2 separate regions of the Homo sapiens genome follow, and region 2 is linked to region 1. Evidence: chromatin contacts called from ENCODE Hi-C or POLR2A ChIA-PET data. All regions are on one chromosome and are shown on one strand. The core of a region is the stretch at or near the end of the contact, and the rest is flanking DNA. Distances in the headings are between cores, read along the strand shown.

The links. A loop is a pair of places that touch in the nucleus more often than their neighbours do. ChIA-PET counts read pairs that join two places held with the same protein, here RNA polymerase II (POLR2A). Pooled maps may share reads with other maps.
Region 2: a map of tibial artery shows a loop between it and region 1 (7-fold over the local background). The contact joins two enhancer-like sites. A Hi-C loop is called at or near these places in 2 of 168 maps with a recorded cell type or tissue (sigmoid colon and tibial artery) and 2 of 50 pooled maps. POLR2A ChIA-PET finds 5 or more read pairs at or near these places in 1 of 52 experiments (MCF 10A).

The regions. Positions count from the first base shown.
Region 1 is chr20:57,046,340-57,049,070 of GRCh38, reverse strand. No RefSeq gene overlaps it. Among named protein-coding and RNA genes, the nearest start is that of BMP7-AS1, 170 kb to the left of the region's middle. Within about 2 kb of position 1,395, at least 2 of the 41 ENCODE cell types and tissues checked have a DNase peak (open chromatin) inside an H3K27ac peak, as active enhancers do.
Region 2 is chr20:57,007,176-57,009,906 of GRCh38, reverse strand. No RefSeq gene overlaps it. Among named protein-coding and RNA genes, the nearest start is that of BMP7-AS1, 210 kb to the left of the region's middle. Within about 2 kb of position 1,411, at least 2 of the 41 ENCODE cell types and tissues checked have a DNase peak (open chromatin) inside an H3K27ac peak, as active enhancers do.

The DNA.
Region 1 (2,731 bases), core at 146-2,645:
CTGGTGGGCCTGGTGAGTGTGGCTGTTCTCTTTTGTCTGAGTACTCATTGCCTGGATTTTATTACTTGAATAAATATCAAAACAAAGAAGAAAATCCTTCAACCAGCTCTGTCTTCATTTTCCACACATCCTTCCAGCCACGGGTTCCAGCCACAGGTTCATCCCCCAAGCTCCTCCAGAGGGGGTGTGTGGGAGCCCATGGAGGTGCTGGCCATGATCTCCCTGATGGCCCAGGTGACACACAGTGATGGAGCCCCTCTCCAGGCAAGGAGGCACCTTGGAGAGCAGGCTACCTTTTCAGAGTTCCCACCCCAGCTGTGCCTGTCTGGGCCCCTATTGTTGAATGAATGGAGATGTTACTCCCAATTTTGTCTTTCAATCATAATACTAGCCTCCTTTGTGAACCTTTTTTTTTTTTTTCAGTATGTGCCTATTTCTTTAGGCTGGCGCCCCAGGTTGGAATTACTGGGTGAAGATGAAATCACAGGTGGGGACTCTGATCCTTTATCACCTCTCCTGGGCCACCACCCTCTCACCTGGGCGTTCCATCGGCCTCCTCCCTGGGCTCCCTGCTGCCCTCCTGGCCTCTGGGCTGCCCATTCTCAACTTGGCAGCCAGGGGGTGCTGCTGCAACCAAAGTGTGATCTTAATGCTCCAGCCCCTGCAATGGATTCCTCCCCTCTCAGGGTGACAGCAAGGTCATCGCAGTGACTTATAAGCGGAGCAGAGCCAAGCCCTAGAGCAGAATTTCTCAACTACTGCACTTTTGACATTGGGCTGGGCCGTTCTCTGAGCAGGGGCTGCCCTGGGCATTGCAGGGTGTTTAGCAGTATCCCTGGCCCCCACCCACTCGATGGCAAGTAGTACTCCCCAAATTATGACAATGGAAAAATGTCTCCAGATGTCGCCAGATGTCCCCTGAGAACCGCAGGTGACGAGAGCCTCTGACTTCCCCTCCTCCCCTCCCTCCGGCACTTCGCTGTGGCCACGCTGGCGGTCTTGCTGTTTCTTAAGCCCTCAGCAGCTTTGCACTGGCTGTTCCTTCTCCCGGATGAGCCCTTCCCCAGATACCTGCCTGGCTCAGGCGTTGCCTTTTTAATGTCGTGACTCAAATGTCCCCTTCTCATTGAGGCCTGCCTGGACTCCCTCTTTAGAATAGCACCGGGCCCCCGTGACTTTATCAGGCTTTGTTTCCAACAAACTTGTCACCAGACACACTGTATTTTTATTTACTTATTAAGTAACTGGAACGCTGTCTCTGTCTCTCTGCCGGGATGTAATATCCAGAAGGGCAGGGATTTTTGTCTGTTTTCCTTGCTGCTGTGGCACCGGTGCCTGTCCCAGCACAGTACCTGGCCCCTAGCCAGGGCTCACTGAACGTCGCTTGAGGAAGAAACAAGGGATGACCTTTGATGCCAGAGTCAGAAACACGGTTTTTGGTGCCGCATGTCCGCCCCTCTCTGTGGACAGGGGGAGGCGGTGGGGAAGGCCCAGGTCTCCCAGAGCAACTGGTTTTGCTCCCTGAGGGGCTTGCTGGCCTCCTGGGGTGGAGGTGTCACCAGGGGCAGGATTCCTGCTGAGCAAGTGAAACACCCGCTGCAGGCAGCAGAGGGTGCAGCTGAGAGTTGGTCACGATTGCACTTCCGACTTTGGAGACCCAGAACCACTCCAGCGGAGGCCCTGGGGGAGCCCCTTCCCTTTTGGAGGAAGGAAAGGGAGACCTCTGTTTGCTGGCTGAGTCGGGGTGTGAAGCAGGTTGGGCAGGATGAGGAGGCCGAATTGGGAAGGAGGGGGAGGTGGGGGCTGGATTTAAATGGGGCCAGGCCTGAATTTCATCTCAGCAACTGCTCCGTAGGCCCCAGCTTTAAGAGGGGGTTCGCCCTCCACCCGCACATCCAAGACTCGTTGGAGCACTGGGGTGTGGTCTCCGGACAGTTCACAGGGATCTGCATTCCTGAGGCTGGGGGTGGTCAACGGATGGTCAAGATGAGCATGTCCCAATCAATGGAGGGCCTCCTTCCCCCTCCATGCAGGGTCTCTGTGCAGGGCGCTCGCCCAGGGCTTTGTCTGGGTCCTCTCCAGTTACCCACTCCAGAGGGGTCTCTGTGATGCGTCCTCGGCCACCCACCAGCATCACTAGTCCACAGGAGAGCATGTGAGGAGGGGAACCCCCGCCTGCACCCTGTGCCTGATGGCTCATTTGCTTCCATCCCTTCCTAGCAGCACTAGGAGGAGTCACTCTCAGGAGACCCACTTTATAGCTGAAGATACTGAGGACCAGAGAGGTGAAGTCTCCTGCCTAAGGTCACACAGCCCCTCAGTGGAGAAACAGAGATTCCAACTACAGTTCACTTCCCAGAAGTTTCCAGGACTTGAGCTTGAGGGTGAGGCAGGAGAAATCCTACTGAGAGCTTCTTTCCTCCTCCACTCACCAGCCCTGTTCTAGGGGCTTTGGACCTTGCTACTCAAAGTGTGGCCAAAGCCCATAGCATCAGCCTCTCCTGGGAGCATGTTTGAAATGCAGGTTCTTGGCCGGGCACAGTGGCTTACAGCTGTAATCCCAGCATTTTGGGAGGTGGAGGTGGGCGGATCTCTTGAGTCAAGGAGTTGGAGACCAGCCTGGGCAACACAGCAAAACCCTGTCTCTAAAAAAAAAAAAAATACAAAAAAATACAAAAATTAGCCAGGTGTAGTGATGAGCACCTGTAGTCCCAGCTACTCAGGAGGCTGA
Region 2 (2,731 bases), core at 162-2,661, 39 kb after region 1:
GCAGCGGGGAGCAAGTGAAGGGTTTCGCCTGAGGATCAGACAGGATCCCATTTGTTTTTAGAACGATCACTCTGGCTCCTGGGTGTGGAGTGGAACAACCTGCATTTAGTTAGAGATGAGCGCACAGACATGGGTGAGGGCCTCTTCTGCAAAGATCAGCCTCCTGCAAAAACTTTTAGTGCTGAGAACTTCAGGATACACCTGCTGAGAGGGGCATCAAGGACTTCAGCTCCTAACCACCCAGAGTGGAAGGCCATTTGACTTCATGGAAGCTTTTCAACCACAAAAGCCAGCTCCCACTCCCACAGCTGTTTCTGATTTGAGACTCAGCTGGGGGCCATCCCTCCTGGGGACAGATGTCAAGAAAGAGATCTCCTGAGTTCACCTGTGCATCCAAGGGAGATGGCTCCGAGATTTACAGAGGGACCCCTGGCCGGCTCTCATTACTTAGGAACCAGCGACCTAATCTCAAAGGGTTGGGGCCTTGTTCCCACTTCCTGAGAACATGACATGCTTGCAACTCCAGTTTCTCCTCCATTGGGGATTTTTTTCTTTTTCCCAAGCTCTCAAACCATTGGGTGTCTGGAAGCCTAAGTTGGCCCAAACCACACAGAGTGGGGGAGAGAGAATGCAGCCCCAGATCTCCTCTGCGCCAGGCAAATGCTCCCTGCTGTACCTTAAGTACTGGGTGAAAATATGTGGGGGCGAGGACCCATCATCAGAGTCCAACCCTCGTCAACCACCGCCACATCCACCGTGTCCTGAATCAGGGCTCACATCAACCCACCACGTGGGCTCCATGATTAAAATCATTTCAGGAGCCAGGCGCGGTGGCTCACGCCTGTAATCCCAGCACTTTGGGAGGCTGAGGTGGGCGGATCAGGAGTTCGAGACCAGCCTGACCAACATGGTGAAACCCCGTCTCTACTAAAAATACAAAAAAATTAGCTGGGCATGGTGGCACGCGCCTGTAATCCCAGCTACTTGGGAGGCTGAGGCAAGAGAATCGCTTGAACCCGGGAGGCAGAGATTGTAGTGAGCCGAGATTGCGCCACTGCACTCCAGCCTGGGTGACAGAGTGAGACTCCATCTCAAAAAAAAAAAAAAAAAGAGAGAAAATAAAATCATTTCAAGAATGAGGAGCTGAGGCACAGAGGGGTTAAGTAGGTCCCCCAAGGTGACAGAAGCAGTCAGCAATGGCCCCAGAATTCAAGGCCAGGCTGTTGGGGTCTTTCAGAGCCCATATGTGTCACCAGACTCTACATCTTCTCTCTTAGGAGTGCAAGTCAATGAATTGTTCACCCCTGGATTCCAGGCAGGCAGGAATTCTTGTTCATCAGCATGAGCAGATGCCACATCTTGAATTTTCCCTGCACGTTAAGTAAGGATTTGGCTCTCGCCTGTTCTCTCCTCCCCCACCCACCTCTGCAGCTGACTTTAATGGCTTTTGACAGTTATTTGTATAATTTGAGTTTTGTGGCATCACAAAGATCTTTCTCCTGGGGAAGATTACATGAAACTGTTTTGACAGCTCTCACCAAAGGGGTAACACTTAATATATAACAGTTCATCAAACAAAACCGGGATCCAAGAATACCTTTTGCTGTTAGTCATGATGATATCACCTTTAGGTCTAAGAAAAAAGAAGGGGAAAAAAAAGACAGAAAACCTTCTTTATGCTGTGACATTTCTGAGAGAAAATCAAATCGTTGAACTGATGTATTTTGTGAAGGTGAAAGACCTGTCTGTTCTGCACATGTGATTAGAAAGTTTTGGAAATGAATGAACACCATTTGTAAGATAAATTTAAGGAGCCCTGAGTTGACTCCAAGCCCTCTGAGCTTTTTCTTTATTCTCTCTTCTCTGGTTGAGGAGTTGTTAAGTCTCTAAATCAATCAGCTATCTCCTTTTGAAATCCTGTTTGAAAACACTCATTCTCCCCGAGGCCAGCTACTCTGTTTTTTTCCTCTCTCACTGCCTGGGTAATTTGTTTTTAACTCTGCAACCCTGTTTTTTCTTGTTGGGGAGCATTTTCCCATAGAATTTGTGTTAAAAGAGCTTTTGAGAGATAAAGGTGGACCCAGAGCTTTCTGGAAGAGGACTGGAGTGGGGGATAGTAGCGGGAGAGCCAGGTACCAGGTGCCTTAATGCTAATAAGCAAATGCTGCTGTTTCTTTTCTTTTCTATTTTTTTTTTTAAGATGGAGTCTCATTGTGTCAGCTCACTGCAACCTCTGCCTCCCACATTCAAGCTATTCTCCTGCCTCACCCTCCCAAGTAGCTGGGATTATAGGCGTGCACCACCATGCCCATCTAATTTTTTGTATTTTTGGTAGAGATAGGGTTTTGGCATGTTGGCCAGGCTGGTCTCGAACTCCTGACCTCAGGTGATCCACCCGCCTCAGCCTCCCAAATTGCTGGGATTACAGGTATGAGCCACCGCACCTGGCCAAATGCTGCTATTTTTTAAATCTCCCCTGTACCACCAGCCCCAAACCTCAAGCAAACACACAAAAAAACCAAAACCAAAAACAGAAAGAAAGATCCTTAAAATAGAAGAGGCTTTATTCTCAAGGGACTGAAAGTTCCTTCTGCAGATTTTTGCAAACTAGTCATAAGGGCAATTAACTAATTACTAGAAGTCAAAGAGGCAAAGAAAAAAAAGCTTCCTGTTAGAAATCTTGAAATAACTGTCCTCAACCTCCATGTTTAATGCTTGGCTCAGGAGTCCC